2 separate regions of the Homo sapiens genome follow, and region 1 is linked to region 2. A link is an interaction called in ENCODE POLR2A ChIA-PET data of the cell type or tissue named here. Cell type or tissue: K562. All regions are shown on one strand. Links, peaks and the distances in the headings refer to the core of each region. The heading gives the core; the rest is flanking DNA.

Region 1 (5,364 bases), core at 76-5,075, 77 kb before region 2:
TCTCTTTGAGCAAGTGTTTATTGAGCACCTACTGGGTGCAGGCACCGGGGCCAGAGCAGGGAATGAGGCTCACAGACATCTCTGCCTTGAGGAAGCTGACAAAATGAGAGCCCCCAACCAAGTCAATAAGGAATCACATGGCCTGTTAGTAGACTATGAGTGCAGCTGGGCGCAGTGGCTCATGCCTGTAATCCCAGCACTTTGGGAGTCCCAGGCAGGTGGATCATTTGAGGTCAGGAGTTCAAGACCAGCCTGGCCAATATGGTGAAACACCGTTTCTACTGAAAATACAAAAAAGTTAGCCAGGCGTGGTGGTGGGCACCTGTAATCCCAGCTACTCAGGAGGCTTAGGCAGGAGAATAGTTTGAACCCAGGAGGCGGAGGTTGCAGTGAGCTGAGATCGCACCACTGCACTGCAGCCTGGTCAACAGAGCGAGACTCTGTCTCAAAAAAAAAAAAAAAAAAAAAAACAAAAAGACCATGAGTGCCATGGAGAAAGATGGGGGAGGGAGGGGCACAGCTTTAAGCAGGGGCTCAGGGGAGGGTGGACTGAGATGGGGATGTTTGAACGAAGTCCTGAGGAAGTGAGGGAATGAGCACTGGAGATGTGGGGGAAGAGCATTCCTGGCAGAGGGAACAGCCTGTGCAAAGGCCCTGAGGCAGGAAAGGGGTGGCATATTTGAGGGATTGACACTTCTGGTGGTGGAGCTGCAGAGGGGTGGGGAGTCTCAAACGCCAGCCTAGGAGGTTGGGACTTTGTCCTGGGGTGCTGGGGAGCTGTGGGAGGGCTGGGAGCAGGGGTTGGACAAATTCAGCTCTGGGAGCAAGAAGACCCCTTGGGGGCCGTGTGAGAGACACACTGGAGTGGGTGGTGCTGAGACCAGAAGGAGGCTGCTGAGGCTCTAGGGAAGGCTCAGGACGCTGTCCCAGGGCTGCTCAGGTTGGCCCAGGCTGCGCGGCACTGGTTATTTGGTGTTAAATGCTCAGCTCATCACCCCCGTGTCAGGGTGCTGTGCCCACCCCCACTTTTTTTTTTCTTTTGAGAGGGAGTCTCACTCTGTTACCCAGGCTGGAATGCAGTGGTGTGATCTCAGCCCACTGCAACCTCTGCCTCCTGTGTTCAAGTAATTCTCCTGCCTCAGCCTCCCGAGTAACTGGGATTACAGGCGCCCGCCACCTCGCCTGGATAATTTTTGTATTTTTAGTAGACATGGGGTTTCACCATGTTGGCCAGGCTGGTCTCGAACCCCTGACATCAGGTGATCCACCCTCCTCGGCCTCTCAAAGTGCTGGGATTCCAGGCGTGAGCCGCTGCGCCCAGCCTGTGCCCCCACTTTTTTCACCAAACAGCATGTTTTGACAGCAGCTCTGTCTCAGTGCTGCATTAGTTTGCTTAGGCTAACAAAGTACCACAAACCTAGTGCCTAAAACAACAGAAATTGATTGTCTTGTGGTTCTGGAGGCCAGACGCCCGGGATCGTGGTGTTAGTGAGGGTGGTTCATCCCGGGAGAATCGGCTGCAGGTCTCTCCCTAGGCTCCTGGTGGTTTTCTGGCAATCTTCGGCGTTCCCTGGCTCATAGTCGCATCACCCGATCTCTGCTTTTGTGTTCACATGGCGGCTCCCTGTGTGTGCATCTGTGTCCAAAATTCCCCCTCCCCCCTCCCCCCGACCCCCCCGCCCCAACCTTTTTGTTTTTTTGAGACGGAGTCTTGCTGGAGTGCAAGTGGTGCAATCTCGGCTCACTGCAACCTCCACCTCCCGGGTTCAAGCGATTCTCCTGCCTCAGCCTCCCAAGTAGTTGGGATCACAGGCGTGTGTGCCACCACACCCGGCTAATTTTTTTGTACTTTTAGTAGAGACAGGGTTTCACTAAGTTGGCCAGGCTGGTCTCGAACTGCTGACTTCAAGTGATCCTCCCGCCTCCGCCTCCCAAAGTGCTGGGATTACAGGCATGAGCCACCGCACCTGGCCTCCTACCCTACACTGGTATGATTTTATCTTAACTCGTTACATCCGTAATGACCCTGTTTCCAATACTGTCACATTCTGAGGTCCTGGGGTTTAGATCCCCAACATGCTTTTTAGGAGGGGGTGGTGTAGACATGATTCAACCCGTAACAAGTACGTAGGTGGACCTCCGCCTTTTCAGAGGCTGCGTAATGTTTCATTGTTTGCGTGAACTATGATTCTTTTAACCAAGCCCTCCAAAGAAAGACCTTTAGGTGTTTCTGGGCTGAGCCAGGGCCGCCTCTGGGTCTGATTGTCTTCTGGTCTCTGGCGCTGTGGGAGGCCCCAGGAGCTATTGTTGGCTCCAGGGCCGGATTGGAAGTGCTGGAAATGGAGCGTAGCTTGGCTGTCTACCCAGGCTGCAAACAGCCGGGCCTCTTGTGGCCTATTGACACAGGGTCTTGGGCCTCTCCCACCCCCACCCCGCCGCATTTCCCAACCAGGGTTGCATAATTCCCCAGCCTGCATGACTCCGCAGCTGGGCAGCTGGCACACAAATTCAGACTGTGGCTGCAATGGGGACCTGGGCCTCCCAGCCTGTCCTCTTAGGTCCTGCCTGGCCTCTTGTCACCATGAGCTCATGTGACCCTCCTGGCAGCTGCCCTGCTGTGTGGCAGGCGCAGGCAGCAGCTCTGATTTTTGGAATTCAGAAATAAAAACTTTGCAGCAACCTATGCATGTAGTAACATAAACTGAATGTGGCTAAAGGTTGTACTGACAAAACCAAGCCTTCCCACTCTTCCCTGGCCCTAGTTTCCCACTGTTGAGCTTCTTGTATCTCCTTCCAGAAATATTTTAAGAATATAAGAAAAGACACATATTATTTGTCTATAGGAGGAGGCATTCTCTAACCCCACAGCTGATGTTCAGCTGTCAACATCACTGTGGTGATAAAAAAAATGTGAAGCAATTTCTCTATTGGTTCAAAAGTTCCGGCCAAGTGCAGTGGCTCACGCCTGTAATCCCAACAGTTTGGGAGGCCGACTGAGGTCAGGAGTTCGAGACCAGCCTGGCCAACATGGTGAAACCCCGTCTCTACTAAAAATACAAAAATTAGCCAGACATGGTGGTGGGCGCCTGTAGTCCCAGCTACTCAGGAGGCTGAGGCTAGAGAATTGCTTGAACCTGGGAGGCAGAGGTTGCAGTGAGCCAAGATCTCACCACTGCACTCCAGCTTGGAGCAGAGCGAGACTCCATCCAAAAAAAAAAAAAAAAGTTCCTGGATGTTGGTTGCTCCAGCTGGCCCCCCAGCTCCCTACCCTTCCACTAGAGACCCCCCTGGACCCTGGCCCAGCACTCTGGCCTAGGTTAGTCTGGGCCAGGCAGTGCTAGAGTTAAATACTCAGCTTGTCATTGGCTCACTCCTGTAATCCTAACACTTTGGGAGGCCGAGGTGGGAGAATCACTTGAGGCCAGGAGTTTGAGACCAGCCTGGGCAATATGGTGAGACCCTGTCTCTACTAAAAATTAAAAAAAAAAAAAATTAACCAGGTGTGGTGGTGCAAATCTGTAGTCCCAGCTACTTGGGAGGCTGAGGTGGGAGGATTAAGTCCAGGAGTAGGAGACTACAGTGAGCTATGATTGCACCACTGTACTCCAGGCTGGTGATAGAATGAGACCCCATCTCAAAACACCCCAAAACAAAGAAACAAATTACTCAGCTCATCATTCCCATGGAAGGATGCTCTGGACCCCCTCTCCACTGCCCTTTCCTACAGACTGGTATATTTTGGCCATAGTTGTGGTTCAAAATAGATGGACCTCATTCCTTTTTGCAGCTGCGTAAGGTTTTATTGTTTAAATAAACTATGATTCTTTCAGCCAATCCCTTGCAGATAGAGCCTTAGGTTGTTTCCATTCCATTACTATTGGAACAATTAAAAAAAAAAATGCTAAGCCAGCGCAGTGGCTCACGCCTGTAATCCCAGCACTTTCAGAGGCCAAAGCAGGCAGCTTGCTTGAGCTCAGGAGTTTGAGACCAGCCTGGGCAACATGATGCAACCTCGTCTTTACAAAAAACACAAAAAATTACCTGGGCGTGGTGGTGTGCGCCTTTACTCCCAGCTATTTGGGGGGCTGAGGTGGGAGGATCTCTTGAGCCCGGGAGGTGGAGGCTGCAGTGAACCGAGATCATGCCACTGCACTCCAGCCTGGGCGACAAAGTGAGACTCTGGGTCAAAAAGAAACAAGCTACCGTGAATATCCTTGTAAACAGGTTCTTGTGCTCTTGTGGAAACAGACCTGTAGGTTCAATTCTTAGAAACGAAATGCCAGCTGGGCGCGGTGGCTCACACCTGTAATCCCAGCACTTTGGGAGGCCGAGGCAGGCGGATCATGAGGTCAGAAGTTTGAGACCAGTCTGACCAACATGGTGAAACCCTGTCTCTACTAAAAATACAAAAATTAGCTGGGCGTGGTGGCACATGCCTGTAATCCCAGCTACTCGGGAGGTTGAGGCAGGAGAATCGCTTGAACCCGGGAGGCGGAGGTTGCAGTGAGCCAAGATTAAGCCACTGCACTCCAGCCTGGGTGTCAGAGCAAGACTCCATCTCAAAAAAAAAGAAAAAAAAGAAATGAAATGCCATTTCCAAGGAGACTTGTGATTCTTGTTTGCGTTCAGCATTAAAAAAATCGAACAGCTTTAAGATATAATTCACGTCACACCATTCACCTATTTAAACTGTGCAATTCCATAGCATTTTGTGTATTCATAGAGTTGTGCACCTATCATACAGTCACTTTTAGAACATTTTCAGTAGCCCAAGAAGATAACGCATACCCTTTAGCTGTCCCCCCAGGCCCTGTCCACAGCCTCTGGCAACCACTCTTCTGCTTTCGGTCTCTATGGACTTGCGTATTCTGGACATTTCATAGCAGTGAAATCATGCCGTATATGATCCTTTGTGACTGGCTGCTTTCTCTTGGCATCATTTTCAAGTTTCATCCACATTGTAGCATGCAGTAGGTTTCCTTCCTTTTTATTGCTGAATAATTTTTATTGTTATCTTCTTATCATGGAAAATTTCAAACATGTATGCAAACAGAGTGCAGAATGTAATGAATGCCCCACCACCACCAGCTGGCAGCTGTCACCAGCTCCATCAATGATGAACCGGTGACCTCTTGTGTTTCATCTCTCCCCAACCTCCCTACCCCAACTCAGGTGTGAACATTTTTTTTTTTTTTTGAGACAGAGTCTCGTTCTGTCACCTGGGGTTGGAGTGCAGTGGCACGATCTCGACTCACTGCAACTTCCACCTCCCGGGTTCAAACAATTCTCCTACCTCAGCCTCCTGAGTAGCTGGGATTACAGGCATGTGCCACCACACCCGCTAACTTTTTTTGTATTTTTAGT
Region 2 (5,364 bases), core at 135-5,134:
TCTCTGTGCCCTCCTTTCCCACCGTGCACCACCACCTTTCTCTCCTTTCCTCCTCTCTGTGTGTCCTTCATCTCTCTCTGCCCCCCATTGCTTCTGCCCGTCTCCCTCCATTTCTCTTGATCTCATCCCTCTCTTCCCCCTTATTTTGTTCTCTCTCTTCCTATCTCTCTCTCTCTCCCCCTCATCTCTCTCTCTCCTCCCCCTTTCTCCTCCCCTCCCCTCCCCTCATTTCATCTCTGTATCCTGGTCTCTCCTCCCCACAGACGCGGCCCCCTCACCTTCACCACCCGCACGGTGCGCCAGGTCTTCCGACTAGAGGAGGGCGTGGCATCCGACGAGGAGGCAGAGGAAGCACAGCCTGGGTCTGGGCCATCCCCGGAGCCTGAGGGGTCCCCACCAGCCCACCCCCAGTGACCCTACCCTGTCCCCAGATGCACTAACAGATGGGGCCCAGCCCCCTTCCTCCCTGGACCCCACGGGCCCCTGTCCCAGGAACCCCGCCCTCTGACTTCTTGCCCTTTGGAAATGGTGCAGCACTCTGGCATTTATCACCCCCACCTGGGTCCCCTGCAACCTCCCATCAAAGGATGACCCCTAAACACAGAGGAGCGGGGCAGGCAGGGAGGCAATGACTGGAGCTACCTTGCTTGTTGGGGGACTGGGTACAGTTGGCAAGCTGTGTTTCCATCAGCTCCCTGTCCTCCTTTCTTCCCTCGTTATTGATCTATAGACATTAGGAAGGGAGTGAGACGGCTCCTCCACCATCCTCAGCCAGTGCAACCCATTCCCTCTGCTTCTCTCTCTCTCTCTCTCTCTCCCTCCCTCTCCTTCCCTACCCTCTCACCATCTTTCTTGGCCTCTCTGAGGGTCTCTCTGTGCATCTTTTTAGGAATCTCGCTCTCACTCTCTACGTAGCCACTCTCCTTCCCCCATTTCTGCGTCCACCCCTGAACTCCTGAGCGACAGAAGCCCCAGGCCTCCACCAGCCTTGAACCCTTGCAAAGGGGCAGGACAAGGGGACCCCTCTCACTCCTGCTGCTGCCCATGCTCTGCCCTCCCTTCTGGTTGCTCTGAGGGTTCGGAGCTTCCCTCTGGGACTAAAGGAGTGTCCTTTACCCTCCCAGCCTCCAGGCTCTGGCAGAAATAAACTCCAACCCGACTGGACCATCTCTGTGGCTGTGTGTGTTCCTGCAGGGGGTCTCTGATGGGGCAGGATGGGCACAGGCTGCTTCAGCCTGCTAGGGCAGCAGGTCAGGCAGCCTGCTGGTTAGAATGACACCTGCGTGGGTATACAGGGACATCCTGTGGATCAGGCGCTTCATAACTCCTTTCCTCCTGACTCCAGTGTATAATGGAAATATTCCCTGCATTATACAGATGAGGGAACAGTCTCAGAGCAGCAGCATCCCTCACTCCACGCCCCCAGTGAGTGCTAGAAGGGGTGTTGCACTCGGGCCAACTCTTAAGTTTTGCAAAATAAATGACAGGCCTGCTGCAGTGGCTCATACCTGTGATCCCAGTGCTTCGGGAGGCTGAGGTGGGAGGATCACTTGAGCCCAGGGGGTGGAGGCTGCAGTGAGCTATGATTGCATCACTGCACTGTAGCATGGGTGAAGAGTGAGATCCTGTCCCAAAAGCAAAACAAAACAAAAAGACAGCCGTGGTCGTTTGTGCTGCGTGCTGTGCTAAGCACACAGTTTATCTTAACCCTTACATAGCACTACAGGTAGAGATTTCATTGCACTCCAGTGCCTAGAACAGTGTCTGGCACACAGCAGGCATTCACTCAATATTTGCTGAATAACTAAGTGATGCCCCTCCCACCCTTTTAGAGTGGTGGAAACAGGCTCAGAGAGGCTGAGTGACTTGCCCAAGGACACACAGCTACTAAGAAGTTGAAACAGTTTGAACCCAGACAGTCTGGCCTCAGAGTCAGCACATATAGAGGCTGAGCCCTCAGCCCCTGACCCCACCTTGGGGACCCAGGTCTGTCTCTCTCGTGGGAACTAGGCACCCTCGTGTGGGGGCTCACGTTCGTCAGACTGAGTCCTCAGTGACTTTTCAGTTAGAGGTGTGGATCCCCATTTTTACTATCAGGGAAACTGAGGCAGGTGCTTGCCCTAAATAAGGTGCAAGCCGTGGAGCAGATGTCACGATCACCAAAGCCCATCCTCCCCTTTTTTAAAAAATTGAGAAAGGGTCTCACTCTGTCACCCAGGCTGGAGTGCGGTGGCACAATCATAGCTCCCTGCAGCCTCGACCTCCCAGGCTCAAGCGATCCTCTCGCCTCAGCCTCCAGAGTAGCTGGGACTACAGATGCCACCACACCTGGCTAATTTTATTTTATTTTTTGTAAAGACAGGGTCTCTCTTGTGTTGCCCAGCCTGGTCTTGAACTCCTGGCCTCAAGCGATCTTCCTGCGTCCTTGGCCTCCCAAAGTGCTTGGATTACTGGCCTGAGCCACTGTGCCCAGCAATAGGGCCCCACTCTAGAAGTCCCAATCCCTCTGTGCGCCCCAGCCGCAATCAGGAGACTTTCCGAACAGGCACACAGGAGGCCATTTTTAAATGAAAAGGAAACGTTTATTTTGGTGGGGAGTGAGGGTGGGTGGGAAGGGGGCATGACACTTTTTCTTTGGGGAGAGGGGGGTGACATGCGGCAGCTTCTGCATTGGGCGGTTCATGCACCCAGGGTGGGCGTGGGGGAGGCTTGGGGAAGGGGCCACGCCGACCCCTCCCTCCCTGCCCTGCGGGTGGGCTGAGAAGACCCGCCATTAGCACCAGAGTTGGACGATTTGCAGACCTCCCCTCCCCACACTGTCTCCGAACCCCGCCCCCATCCCTGAGAGCGCCCCCTCACCACTCCCCCCACCAGCGACAGGCTAGGCCCGCCCCGCCCACATTTGAGTGAGAGAAACTTATTGCTCTGTGTGTGTGTGTGTGTGTGTTGGGGAGGGTGAGCCGCGGAGCTCAGGAAGACCCCCCGCCATTCATTCCTCCCCAATCGCCCCGCCCCCTGGCCCGTGTCCGTGCGTTCCCGGAGCGCAGGAGGGGTGCGACATGCGTGTGGGGGGCGCGTCATGCAGCGCATGCGTGTAGGTGCAGGCACCCTGGCGGCCGGGGGGAAAAGGGGGAGCCGGACTTGGAAAGAGTCCCTTTAGCTCGCTCTCTCCCTCCCCGAATCCCACACTATTGACTTGGGGGATGGGGTGGGAGGGGAGGAGAATCACGTTTTGTAGAAGTTTATCATGATTGTGGTTATTTTGAAAAGCTGAACTCAAAAGCTGGGTACGTGTGGCGGACTGGCGAGCAGGGGGAGACGTTGGGAAGAGGTCAGTACCCTTTGGAAAAGACCCTCACCCCCTTTCCCCGCCTCCTTCGGCTTTCGTGAAGGTCAGGGGAAACGGGGGGGCTTGTTAAAGAAGTTGAACCCTTTGGCAATATAATCAGTCCCCACCCCGTACCCTGGTGTCTGGAGCCCCTAGCCCTTTGCCCCGCCCCCACCAAAACCCGCCCCACCCCTCACCCCTGCTTCACCAGGGTTTAGGGTCCGAGGGAAGGATGGGGGGGACTCAAAATGCCCCTTGCATAGGAATCGTTGCATCGAGAATCGTGCTCAGTGACGCCCCCCATCCACCCTCGGGTGGGGGGTTCCTGAGGCCGTGGGAGCAGAGGGAGGGAGGTGGCTAATTCCGTGGGACCCCGGCTCCAAAAGGGGGGTCCGCTAAAGAGTCTGGGACCGGTGTGGTCTCTGGGCTTGGGGGAGGTAGCGCATCCTTGAGCCAGGATAGGAGGTGGGAAATGATTTTCCACCCGCGAGCGTGACGCGGTGAGGACCGCTGGGGAAGGGGGGCTGGGATCCCAGCCGAGCTGGGTGTTGTCGGTTCCCAATCTTCTGATACTCCAGTGTTCCTCCCTTCGGGAACAGCCTCTGTGATCATCTGTGGACTACTTTAAATGGAAACACTCTTAACCTAAATAAACCGTGTCCTAGCCAAGCAGCGATGCCTGCACTTATCGGCTTCTGTACAAAATGCGTATTAGAGACAAAACTTTTAAAACAAGTGTTTGTCCTCATACTGCCTCAAACCTTAGCACACCACCAAAGGTACAAATACAACCCTCTGGGAAACACTGGTGTCTGTGAAGAGGGTACCTTTGGGGCACCATCTCAGGGAAGAGACTCAGGGTTAGGCGTAAGACAAAGAGGGTGCTTGGGGAGGGTCTGGTTCCCTGGAATTGCAGACAGGTTGCGCCTATCTTGGAAGTTCTAGCATCAAGGGAACCTGGGCTGGACAAGTCTGTTAGGGCTTTGGGGATATGGGTGCGGAACAGGCCTGAGGCTTTGGGGGTGTCCAAGAAATGTCAGTTGTGGGAAGGATTTGGAGCATCCCAAAGGCTGAATTTGAGCTGAAAAGAGCTGGGTCAAGTCTTGGAGGTTTGAGAAGTGCTGGGACGCAGTTCAGGGAATTTGGTGGGGGTGTTTGGGGTGGCAGGAGTGGGGAGGGAGGGTGGTTCAGGGAGCCTCTGTGTGCAGAGGTTAAGTCGCAGGAGTGTGTGGGGATTGGGAGATGTGGCGTGCCAGGGTCAGTCTCAGAATTCTGGGTGCAGGTCTCATGTCCTGGGAATGGAGGGAGATAGTCGGGGAATTTCGTGTGCTAGGGCCAGATCATCCCAGGAATTCTGGGATAGGAGGTCTGAGTCCATGCAGCAAGAATAGAGGCGAGCAGGTCCCTGGGGGAAGGGGCGGATGAGAGGGTGAAATTCACCAGAGGAATTCTCCTAAAGGCTGAGGGAGCAGGTCCAAAGCCCGCCCCGCCCTCCCACCACCTGAGCTCAACTCGGCCCCGCCCTCCCGCCACCTGAGCTCAACTCCGATCTGGGGCTTGGGTAACTGTTCCTCCTTCCCCTACACTGTTTCTAGTTTCTGGTTTGTTTTCTCCTAATCAACGCACAGGGTTGGTTGTCCTCCTGGGGTGAAGGATGGGAAGGCTGGAGACCTTAAAGGCCAGCCCGACCCCCGGGAGGTGCCACCCCCTTCCCAGAGTGCCTGCCCCTCAAACCCGCGCATGCGGCCCCTGGCGGCTTATTGCTGAGGTGGACTTGGAGTGGGGGCTCCAGGTTAGGGAAGGCATGCAGTGTGTGGGGGGAGGTGCCCCAAGATGTAACTGGCATAATTTGGACTTATTTACACAAGTTGATGGCAGGGGGATGTCCTATGGCTCGTGGAGACCTGAGAAGGCTTTTTTTGGGGAGGGAAGAGTTGGGGGGACGGGCTGTGGCCCCTCTCTCCATCCTGGGGGCCCAGGTTGGGGGTGAGGGGCCCGGGGGTGTCTGCTGGCATCGTCATCTCGGTTGCATATTA

What was found. ChIA-PET counts read pairs that join two places held together with the same protein. Peaks named below come from ENCODE experiments on the same cell type or tissue, not always from the same donor. Only the 100,000 strongest peaks of a DNase experiment are listed, where the experiment ranks them.
Region 1: POLR2A ChIA-PET joins it to region 2 with 6 read pairs; 6 of 35 experiments call an interaction of 5 or more read pairs at or near these places.

What each region holds. Positions count from the first base shown.
Region 1 is chr19:50,232,147-50,237,510 of GRCh38, forward strand. The region is part of intron 10 of MYH14 (myosin heavy chain 14); the gene reads left to right. Among named protein-coding and RNA genes, the nearest start is that of MYH14, 31 kb to the left of the region's middle. In K562, for the core only: no CTCF peak of the experiment used is centred there; no DNase peak of the experiment used is centred there; H3K27me3 peaks cover 2,726 bases.
Region 2 is chr19:50,309,377-50,314,740 of GRCh38, forward strand. It overlaps MYH14 (myosin heavy chain 14), which reads left to right. Exons shown (of 43, transcript NM_001145809.2): 43 at 264-1,164. The coding sequence ends at 414. It overlaps KCNC3 (potassium voltage-gated channel subfamily C member 3), which reads right to left. Exons shown (of 5, transcript NM_004977.3): 5 at 2,561-5,364. Among named protein-coding and RNA genes, the nearest start is that of KCNC3, 17 kb to the right of the region's middle. RefSeq lists an enhancer at 3,729-4,257. In K562, for the core only: no CTCF peak of the experiment used is centred there; a DNase peak (open chromatin) is centred at 3,095; H3K4me3 peaks cover 1,143 bases; H3K27me3 peaks cover 1,762 bases.